Regions from separate parts of the Homo sapiens genome. Here region 2 is linked to region 1. Evidence: chromatin contacts called from ENCODE Hi-C data. All regions are on one chromosome and are shown on one strand. The core of a region is the stretch at or near the end of the contact, and the rest is flanking DNA. Distances in the headings are between cores, read along the strand shown. Region 1 holds the start of CCL3 (C-C motif chemokine ligand 3). Region 2 overlaps GGNBP2 (gametogenetin binding protein 2).

Region 1 (5,767 bases), core at 1,031-3,530:
TATTAATAGTACCTAAGCTGTACTATTGCATTGGTAAGATTAAATGAGCAATGTATAAAAAGCGCTCAGTAGGAGGAGTAAGCCTCAACAATGTAAATAATTGCTATTAAGAGCTTGATTCATCATGAATATGCCCTACAGAATACTATGCTTAATGGTGGCCATTCGAGTAGTGAATTCTCCTAGAGCATGCATGTTATGATTTGAGTTATAACATATTCGTAGTTTCAATGTTCCAGAACTGTGTCTCCGTTGTAAAGTGGATAACTCTGTGGTAGCCCTCCCCATCTCTCCCAATTTCCCTCCATTTCACCTCTTCCTAATCTTTGCCTATGATTCCTCTTAACCAGTGATTTTGATTTGCCAGAAAAACAAAACCAAACTCAATACTGGTTTACCTTTTAAAAGAGCATCTTTATTATTTCCCCAGGCCGATCACAGCCCTGAACAAAAGCATCCGATACACATTTGTCAGTCTGGTGGCTTTGGTGCCATGACTGCCTACACAGGCTGATGACAGCCACTCGGTTGTCACCAGACGCGGTGTGAGGGAAGGGGGAGGGGACAGGGGAACTCTCAGAGCAAACAATCACAAACACACTGTGAAATCGAAAATAAATTACAAAAACTAAATAGTATAAATAAATTAAAATTTAAGTTAAGAAGAGTCCCACAGTGTGGCTGTTTGGCAACAACCAGTCCATAGAAGAGGTAGCTGTGGAGGTCACACGCATGTTCCCAAGGCTCAGGCTCCTGCTCCTCCCCACTGGGCCCACCGAGGTCGCTGGGCCTCGAAGCTTCTGGACCCCTCAGGCACTCAGCTCCAGGTCGCTGACATATTTCTGGACCCACTCCTCACTGGGGTCAGCACAGACCTGCCGGCTTCGCTTGGTTAGGAAGCTGTGGAGAAGGGAGGAAGAGTTAAGCACTGGGGAATCCAGCAGGGGAATCCTGGGCCCACCATGGCCCCACCATTCTGCTCTCTGTCCTGGGCAGCTCAGGGCTTGCTCCTCTTTCAGGGGCCCCCTGCCTATCTCTGTCTAGAGAGCTTCTCTCAGTGACTCAGTAGGGGTGGCCCTCAGAGTGTCCCGCTGCCTCCTTCTTCCTGTCCCTTTCCTCTGGGCTGGGGCAGCCCTTCCTGACTCTGTAACACATGCCTCACTCCAGCTCCAAGTCAGGTCACACCTCGGAGCCCTGCGTCCTGTATCCCCGATAGGCTCCTGAAGGCTGGGCCTTTCCAGGATAGCCTTCTGGCCTGTCTCTGCCCCAACCCTGACCCTCCCTACCTCCATAGAGGTGAGCAGGAAGACTGGCACTTACATGACACCGGGCTTGGAGCACTGGCTGCTCGTCTCAAAGTAGTCAGCTATGAAATTCTGTGGAATCTGCCGGGAGGTGTAGCTGAAGCAGCAGGCGGTCGGCGTGTCAGCAGCAACTGTGGAGAAAGGAAGAGAATGAGCCCGAGTCACAGCTCAGAAGAAAAGGCCAGGCAGCTTCTGATCCCCGAGCAGTTGAGGAAGGCAGGCTTGCTCAGACCAAGTGACTGGAAGGCATTTGGGCATTTTTGCTGAGAAATGTCTCTTTGTTTCTGTCTGTATCCTTCTTTCTCCTTGACTCTTCATAGTGGGTTCTCTGTTTCTCTGTGTGATCCAGATACCTGAACGGACTGTTCTCTTATCTCAGTTCTCTTCAGGGAATTTTGTCTGGTTCAAGAAGTCATACCCCAACCCAAGAGAAGCCTTGGACATCTCTCATAAGACATCCAAGGGACAGAGCTCCTGGGAGACCTAGAGTGAGCTGGAGAGTGAACAACATACCCCACTGGGAAGTAAGCAGCCCTGGATTCTGCCTCTTGCTAACTGATTCGTTTCGAACCCTGTTTTTCTATCTGTAAAAGGGACTGTAACTCCCCTGCCCCTGCCTAGATTCTCATACCTGGAGACTAGGGGGCTAAGACCCCTTCTAGAGATAAAAATAAAAGTCTTAAAGAGAAAGACCAAGATGTTTGGCAGCCCTTTAAGAAGTTCTCTTTTCTCTTGGGGGCTTTTAGGCCACAAGAAAAGATTGATGTGGTCTAACCATGGCCAGAGAGTGGTGATACCCACAACGAAACTCAGACTCACGTGATGCAGAGAACTGGTTGCAGAGAGCCATGGTGCAGAGGAGGACAGCAAGGGCAGCAGTGGAGACCTGCATGATTCTGAGCAGGTGACGGAATGTGGGCTCGAGTGTCAGCAGAGCCAAGAAAGGACTGACCACTGTCTGCTGCCCGTGTCCTTCTGAAGTCTGAAACCAGCTCTCCTCTTTATAGGCAGCCCTGGCGGATGGGGAAATGGAATCTGGGGGTGAGGAGGGAAATTTTTAAGCGTAGTGATGCTGTCATGCTAAGTTGCACAACTCAGGGTCCCTGGTGACCACAGGGGCTCAGGATATCCAAGAATAGCATCTTTGAGCTATTCTCTAACTCTCAGCTCTCAACTCATGACTTGTTATAGTTTCATAGGGAAATGGTTTCTCCTGTGAGTGTGAAGAGGGGTATATGTCAACCCAAGGCTATTCTTAGTCAGTCCCTTCTCATAAGAACTGGTCTGTGCATGAACTCTCCAGCCCCATTCCTTCCCACAGAGCTGCAATTCTGCTTCCTCAGCTGCTATAACCACAGGGATAGGGTTGATGGGCTGATGCTGTGGAGGGCTGCACAACCCTTCCTCCTCCCAGAGGCAAAGAACTGAATGAAAGCTGGAGGAATAGAAAGCATGAGGTCATGTTTCAGTCATTTGTCTATTTATTAGTCATGTAGTGACTAGGGCGCTGTGTTAAACGCTAGTTGTGGATCATAAAAATACTTTAGAGGTGGGTGTCAATATGTCAGGTGCCTAGAAATATCTGTAGCCATTAACCTAGAAAAAGCATTTCTAGGAAAGAGTTCTGTGGAAACAACCCAAATATGGAGCCATCTTCAAACATAAAGATACCTGACCCAGCATCGTTTATAACTCTAAAATAAACAAAGCTAAATTTTTCTCCATCAGGGAATGATAAATTATCCACTAGATCATTTATTATTAAGTCTCTAAAATGAATGAAGTGGCATAAATATGCTTATAACATCAGTGGTTAAAAAAAGCAAGATACGACATTATACAAATTCTACAAAGTCTGAAGAATTGTACAAATATATATATATATTTGTACTATATATACATGTATTTGTACATATACACATATATATTTGTACAAATATATATATATTCCTTGCCAACCCTAAGCATGGAAAAAAATACAAAGGCTTGGAAATACATGCCTTAAAGAATGAATAGTTCTTATATTTGTGTGATAGGTCCCTGGGTGATTTATTTTCTTATTTTTTTCTTTTTCTGAATTTTTCTCATTTTACTTAGTTAGACTTTATTACCTTCTTGGTCAGCCCACAAATTTATAAACTAATTTTTAAAAAAACATTTCCAACATCACTGGTTGAAAAATAGGTTGTTGTCAGTTGTTTAATCTGAAAGAAATTATTGATAAATATGCTGAAGTTTCTGTTCAATGGTTTTGGCCAAAATGAAGTCTTGATTTCCCATTTCTTTGAACCATTTTAAGGATCCTATACTATACTTACATAAATCATGCCAAATTGAAGCAGTTTTTTACTTATTCTTTTCAATACATAATTTCAGTGGTGTGGAAGGGTCTCTACCTTCTCAGCCAGATTATATGCTTTTTTTTCTTTTCCATACTTTGTTATTTTATTCTTTCACAATCAATCAGCATACCTCATTTTATAATGAGAAATAGATTTAGTTGGTTTTAATGATCTTTGTTTCTGAGATGCCCCTGATCTCGTGGGGGCAGGTAGAGTGTATGAACAGGTAATTGTAGCATTTAGCCGAAAGTGCTAGGACTCCTAGTAGAAAAAGAAATGAAAGCTCAGAATCCCACGAGGGGAAGAAGTGACCTTCCACCAGAGGGTTGGGGAAGGCTTCATGGAAGGGATGGAACTTTAGTTGTGTCTGGATAACTGCCCGGGATTTAGGCATCTATAGATGAGTGCCCAGCTGAGGCAGAGTCCTGAGTGTGACATTGTGGGTTCAGAGGAAAGAGGGGGTGCTTCAGTGGAGCTGCAGAGCAGTGGGGGTGAATATGGATGATAAAGCTAAATTGGGACCAAACCAGGACAGGCCTTGTATTCCCCCCAAAGGGGTTAGAGTTGATACATTTGATGCTGGAGAATAACAGAGGACAGAAGCCAAGTGCGACCATGCCTTTGGAATTCTGTCCTTTCTAAGTGTCTGTAGACTTAGGTCTTTTAATACACATGGGCTCTGTTTCCTTCCCACCCCAATGATGGCTAGTGCCAGTCTTGAGGGAGGAGAAGCAGAAGCAAGATCAGGGGCCGTGGTAGGTTTCACCGGAGCTTTGGCATCCATGTATCTTCCCCTATTGCTACCAATTCCAAATAAAGGTATCTCTGCCACTTGTATCATTAGAAACCTACATCACAGGCAATGCCTCCTTCTCACCCCACCCTCTGCCTCCCAGCTCTCAGTGATACCCAGAATTGCATTCCCTCACTCACTTCTTAGGGGAACCCCCTCCATACTCGTGATTCCATTTCTGAGAGCTGGCTTCTGTGAGTTGTGGAGAGTGAGAAAAGGAAATGGAAACTGCTGAATCAGTCAGTGTTCTGATAAGGGACATCTTCTATCTCTGTCATTACAGCACCGTGTGTTATAATTAGTTATCTATGTAATTTGCTCTTCAAAAATCTAGACCATGCCCTGTTGATTTTATTTTAGTTTCTTTTTCTCAAGAAATTTATAGTTTAATAAAGGCAATGTGGGAGTTTGGAAACAAATTTTTATTTCACGCTAATGATAGATTAGCAACTACACAAATTTTAGTTCACAATATGTAATTTTTATTGAGTGATCACCATGTGCTGATTTCCATAATAGGGATTCACGTTTGAACTGTCTTCAAAACAACCCTATGATTTAGTTACCAGTATACTTTCTCAGTTGAATAGGTGAAGAAACCAAAGTAAATAGAGGTTAAGCAATTTTCCGAAGGCCGTAAAGCTGATGACTAGCAGAGCAGGGATTCAAATCCAGGTAGTCTGACTCTAGGTACCACACGCTACACGTCCTGTACCACAACTTATTATATTTGATCCTCACAACACTCCTATAATGGTAGATTTTTTAGAGTGTCTTCTCAGATTGTAAACCAACTCCAGACCATGTCTTGTTGGTTGATTTAAACCAAATCCTAGCACATGATGATTATAACATGATGAGCCTCGTGACCTAGTCTCTATCTCTTATTATTGTGTTCTTTATAATAAAGATGATTTATTGAATATATAATTCTATCTCAGTGTTTATATATTTGTAAGACTTTCTCTATCAATCCCCAAACCAGGAACTATCCCTTTGCCATGTGTTTTGCTTGGATTGAAATATAGTTACATGCACAGCATGTGCTTAATTTATATACATTGAATGAATAATATAAGGGAGATGTAGGACGGGGTTGAGTTGGGAGGGTCTTAGACATTTCCTAGGTGGTAAATTGATGTTCCCAGTTGAAATGACGTACCCATGGTCATGTGGATGGAATTGGTCAGTTTTATATTCCACTATCTGTGTTAGCTACCAGTGTATCTCCAGTGATAATCACAATGCTTGACATATAGTGAAGCATAATAGCTATTTGATGAATAAATAAATCACTGATTTGACTAACAATATGTGTTATGCCTGAA
Region 2 (5,767 bases), core at 2,050-4,549, 460 kb after region 1:
AGTTAAAAAAAAAAATTCAGTGAGTTTGGATATAAGATTATTATTTAATGAATAATCATAACATAGGAAAACATATCAAAACATAGGGAAAACCAACATAAATAGTCTTCAAAAGACACTAGTTCTTGGTATATTCACATAACCACCTTTGTGAATGCAGCACATTAATACATCTGTCATATAGCACTTTAAAATGGCCAACTTTTTAAGTGCTTTTATACTGTATTCTCTCCACAATGATGTGACTTTCCAAAATTTTCCACTGAAAAAGATGTAACCTTGCAATGTGGTTTAGTATGGAACTTACTTTGCACTGTATCTGGCGGTTGAATTTTGCTTTTATTGTACTGTGGACTTGTGACTAAGGCAAATAAAACTTAAGCTCACTTAATTTAAATATCTCAAAATAACATTTAGGAAAAGGTGCAGTTTTTCTTTGCTTCAGAATGGGTTTTTATCACAAAGGAATGAGTGAGACATTTATTTGTGCTGGGACTTCTGCACAGTCATTGAATGCTGTGAGTGAATGTTAGTGAAAATTCTTGTCAAGGGAAACAAGTTTCTTTCAGGATATTCTACCAAATACTACTGAAAGGGAGAATGCAGAGCAAAACACCTGTTGGGAGAGAAGGGGAAAAGGGAAGAGGGAAGGAAGATGCCCCTATCAGAGTTTTATGCTCTGCATTGTTCCTTTGATAGATGGCAGTGGATGCCTGAAGTTAACCTTAGGTTTTGTCTTTGTCCCTAGGGTCTGTAGGTAATGCACTGAGGAAACATTGTTTGAACTTATTTCAAATAGTAGTCTTAGGATTTTGATAGTAGCTAAATGTTGCAATATAGTTACAATGTTTACAGGCAGTTGCAGACTTTATCATTTTAGTTGGGATGCTGAAACTTTACCCTTAGTTAAACTGGCAGTTGTAATTTGGACTTGTAAAATGAAATTAACAAACTTGTATGTAAAGAAGTAGCCTTAGGCTGGGTTTGGTGGCTCACGCTTGTAATCCCAGCACTTTGGGAGGCTGAGGCAGGTGGATTACTGGAGGTCAGGAATTCAAGACCAGCCTGGCCAACATGGCAAAACCCCGTCTCTACTAAAAATACAAAAATTAGCCAGACATAGTGGTGGGTGCCTGTAATCCCAGCTACTCAGGAGGCTGAGGCAGGAGAATCCTATGAACCCGGGAGGTGGAGGTTGCGGTGAGCCGAGATCGCACCACTGCACTCCAGCCTGGGCAACAAGAGCAAGACTCTGTCTCAAAAAAAAAAAAAAAAAAAAAAAAAAAAAAAAAAAAAGTAGCCTTAGGCCCGGTGCTGTGGCTCATGCCTGTAATCCTAGCACTTTGGGAGGCCGAGGCTGGCAGATTGCCTGAGCTCAGGAGTTTGAGACCAGCCTGGGCAATGTGGTAAAAACCTGTCTCTACTGAAATACAAAAAAATCAGTGGGTGTGGTAGAGTGTGCCTGTAGACCCAGCTACTGATGAGACTGAGGCAAGAGAATTGATTGAACCCCCAGAGGCGGAGGTTGCAGTGAGCCAAGATTGCGCCACTGCACTCCAGCCTGGGAGACAAAGTGAAACTCCGTTTCAAAAAAAAAAATAGCCTCTTCTTTTATGTGATATGTTGTGTCCATGTTTAGAAGATTCCCATGGTAGTTCAGTGAGTTTGAACACCTGAGTATAGGATAGGGCTGATGTAGGTGTACTTGAGAAAATTCCAAATAAGTTGGTGGAATGGTGAAATATTTAAGAAAGTTTTATACTCTGGCTAAAATGTTGTTCAGTGTTACTACAATTATAAAATAACAGATAGAATACATATTTGATTTTAGAGAAATCTGAAGAATTAAAGTTTTTTTTTTTTTGAGACACAGTCTCGCTCTGTCGCCCAGGCTGGAGTACAGTGGCCTGATCTTGGCTCACTGCAACCTCTGCCTCTCAGGCTCAAGTGATTCTCCTGCCTCAGCCTCCTGAGTAGCTGGGATTACAAGTGCGTGTCACCACGCCCAGCTAATTTTTTTGTATTTTTAGAAGAGATGGGGGTTTCCCTATGTTGGCCAGGCTGGTCTTGAACTCCTGACCTCAGGTCATCTGTCCGCCTCGGCCTCCCAAAGTGCTGGGATTACAGGTGTGAGCCACCACACCCGGCCAAAATATATATTCCTTCTAAAATCTTGAAAAATAACTACAAAACAAATTACCCTTAGTCATGCTTCTCAGGGATAAGCACATTTGGTGTAATTTCAGTCCTAGACACACAGATACAGTTAATATATTCTGTAACTTTTTGTCCTTATTTATTTCACTAAATGTAATTTTGAAAACATTTTTTCTTGTCATTCTTAAACATTTTTAATGGCTGTGTAATATTCCGTTGTATGACATTCTGTAATTATTTTTCCACTGTTGGACATGGAGGTTGTTCTAGTTTTTGCTATGAATAAACTGTAAGAACATAAATAATGCAAAAATCTTTGCATTAAAATGTTTTCTCAGGCTTTTGGAAGTGGAATTACTGGTTGGATCAAAGGATAAGAACCTTTTGTAAAGTTCCAGGTACATATTGTCAGATTGCTATGATATTTCTTTTTTTTTTTTTCGAGATGGAGTCTCACTGTGTCACCTAGGCTGGAGTGCAGTGGTGTGATCTTGGCTCACTGCAACCTCCGCCTTCCAGGTTCAGGTGATTCTTGGGCCTCAACCTCCTGAGTAGCTGGGATTACAGGCGCCCGCCACCATGCCCGGCTAGTTTTTGTATTTTTAGTAGAGACGAGGCGTCACCATTTTGGCCAGGCTGGTCTCGAACTCCTGACCTCAAGTGATCTGCCTGCCTCGGCCTCCCAAAGTGGTGGGATTACAGGCGTGAGCCAATGCGCCCGGCCAGATTGTTACATTTCTGCATTGCAGTTTACTCTCCTAATTTAAACCAATCTAAATAGACTACTCTGATAAGAGTTTGGGGTTTTGTTTTTTTTTTCTTTTTGTTCTTGTTTGCATGTACAGCATTAATCTGGTAAGAGTTCTTAATGTCTTACACTTTAAAAAAATGATAAATGGTGGCATATCCACTTGGGAATTAGATGTTTTGTAATTGTTAAAAGTTAGCATTTAATGTTTTCTTTCAACTTTTAACAGTTAATTTTACTGAGGGTGATAGATGTTACAAATAGCTGTGTGGAGTAAAACCAAAATGACAGTGATTTTAATAAATGCAAACTTAGTATATTGTTGGTTAGAACTTGTGAGAATGCGCTAAAAACAGGTTTTTTTTGTGGTCAGGAGAAACCAGAACAGATACTTAAGAGTGAAAGTGGGTAATTGATTCAATAAACTTTATAAAGCAGTAATTGCAGCACAATGACTTGTTCTATTTGTTGCTAGCTATGGGTAGGGAACCTCTTCATGAAGCTGAATGCTAATGATGCCTCTATAAAACCACACCTGAAATACTTTACAGGACTGTCTTCCTTTAGGTAACCTAGAATCTCAAGATTAAGTTAAGGAAGTGGTTTTAAAGAATGAAGAACAAATTGTGCTACTAGCCTCTTTGCCTTCCCCTTTTTATTTTCATCTCTTAAAACACTGAACAGCATATAGTGATTGGCCAGAAAACAGTAAGGTAAAAAGCCATTGTCCTAAGTGTTTGAAAGGCGAGGACAGAGTATTTAGTTTGAGTGCATTGTCTCCAGCCAGAGTAGTGAGTAAATACAAGAGAAAATTTAGTAGTATGCAAGCTGATGAAACCAGGAAAGATAGAAATAGATTAGATCTTAGTATTTTTGCTACTAATTAGGTGAAAATGAAATGATTGGAAACAAGTTTTGTTTTTAAAAATAACCGTGTTCTTTATTGACTTTTTTTTTTTTTTGAGACCGAGTTTTGCTCTTGTCGCTCAAGCTGGCGTGCAATGGCACGATCTTGGCTCACCACAACCTCCGCCTTCTGGGTTCAAGTGATTCTCCTGTCTCAGCCTCCCAAGTAGCTAGGATTACAGGCATGTGCCACTATGGCTAATTTTTTGTATTTTTAGTACAGACAGGGTTTCTCCATGTTGGTCAGGCTGGTCTTGAACTCACGACCTCAGGTGATCCACCCGCCTGGGCCTCCCAAAGTGCTGGGATTACGGGCGTGAGCCACCGGCTTCTTTATTGACTTCTTAGAAAGAATTCCTAAATCAGGTATTATCCATATAATTAAAATATTTTAGGCTGGGCGCGGTGGCTCATGCCTGTAATCCCAGCACTTTTGGAGGCCTCGGAGAGTGGATCACCTGAGGTCAGGAGTTCAGGACCAGCCTGGCCAACATGGTGAAATCCTGTCTCTACTAAAAATACAAAAATTAGCTGGGCATGGTGGTACGCCTGTAATCCCAGCTACTTGGGAGAATTGCTTGAACCTGGGAGGCAGAGGCTGCAGTGAGTCGAGATTGAGCTACTGCACTCCAGCCTAGGCAACAGAGTTGAGACCCTGTCTCAAAAAAAAAATTTTACAAATCAGCTCGCAGGTCTCAGTATTATTAGATGTGTTCTTTGATCTCCGTTTCAATTTTTAAAACAGTTGATCAGAATATAAATACATACTGAGTCAGAATTTAGGATTTTGCCTAAGAACCAGACTGGAGAGATTTTGATTTGGTTAAATAAGGAATATTCTTTGTTTCTTAAATTGATAGCTTTGATCTTTAAACAGTATAGATAATTGTCATTTTTTATTACGGCTATTGGTATGTGGTGAAATGGTGTATATTTGTATCAAGCAAATGAAAATATAAATCAAGGTATTAGTTACTTAAATGGTAGGTTTGGAGTGACCTCCAATATTCTGTTGAGTTACATGGCTCTAAAAGTTTATACCTTTTTAATGACTTGACAGTTAAATTTTTGTGTGTCTTAAACCTTTTGATGATTCCAGAAAATATGAGTTAATTGAACTATTAACTATTTTATTGCTTTTATTATAATAGTTTTCTGGACCAGGATTTCCAATACCAGGATTATTATTATTTTTTTAAATTTGAGTAGAGCATGTTAATTAGAATAAATACAATAGGCAGTATGGTTCATTAGATATTTTGCTCTTTTCAGTCATCCTCACCAGATTATTGATAGCTACAGCATTAAAATAGACCATTGACTTCAGTTTTGCTTTGTGCTGTTGATAAAGTTAATGTATGAAAGTGCTTATAACAATGTCTAATACACATGAAGTGTCTTTATTATTACTTATTGCTACCCCCCTTTAGAGGTATTAATAAGACTGAGAAGGAAAACTAGAAACAAGATGTCAGGGTTGATAAACCTGAAAATTGGATAATTGACATTTGGACATTTCATCTGTATGCATGGAAGAAAAAACTTTCAGAATGGTAAAAGCTATTGAAATGGGTCAGGCGTGGTGACTCACGCCTGTAATCCCAGCACTTTGGGAGTCCGAGGCAGGCAGATTGCCTGAGCTCCGGAGTTTGAAACCAGCCTGGGCAACATGGCAAAACCCTGTTTCTACTAAAAATACAAAATATTAACCATGTTTGGTGGCAGGTGCCTGTAATCCCAGCTACTCAGGAGGCTGAGGCAGGAGAATTGGTTGAACCTGGGAGGCGGAGGTTGCAGTGAGCCGAGATTGTGCCACTGCACTCCAGCCTGGGTGACAGAACAAGACTCTGTCTCAAAAAAAAAAAAAAAAAAAAGCTATTGAAATGGAAGCATGTCTCTAAACATGGTATAGTGAATATAGAATTGGAAGCAAGGAGCATTAACTCTTCCCCTGCC

Evidence for each region. A loop is a pair of places that touch in the nucleus more often than their neighbours do. Pooled maps may share reads with other maps.
Region 2: a loop to region 1 is called in a pooled map, with 5 times the contacts of the local background. The contact joins the enhancer-like site here to the promoter of CCL3 in region 1. A Hi-C loop is called at or near these places in 3 of 37 single-sample maps with no recorded cell type and 4 of 50 pooled maps.

Annotation. Positions count from the first base shown.
Region 1 is chr17:36,087,863-36,093,629 of GRCh38, forward strand. It overlaps CCL3 (C-C motif chemokine ligand 3), which reads right to left and starts at 2,281. Exons shown (of 3, transcript NM_002983.3): 1 at 2,124-2,281; 2 at 1,321-1,435; 3 at 394-900. The coding sequence starts at 2,196. The coding sequence ends at 810. It overlaps CCL3-AS1 (CCL3 antisense RNA 1), which reads left to right. Exons shown (of 3, transcript NR_186417.1): 3 at 1,684-2,000.
Region 2 is chr17:36,547,357-36,553,123 of GRCh38, forward strand. The region is part of intron 2 of GGNBP2 (gametogenetin binding protein 2); the gene reads left to right. Among named protein-coding and RNA genes, the nearest start is that of GGNBP2, 5.3 kb to the left of the region's middle. Within about 2 kb of position 3,300, at least 2 of the 41 ENCODE cell types and tissues checked have a DNase peak (open chromatin) inside an H3K27ac peak, as active enhancers do.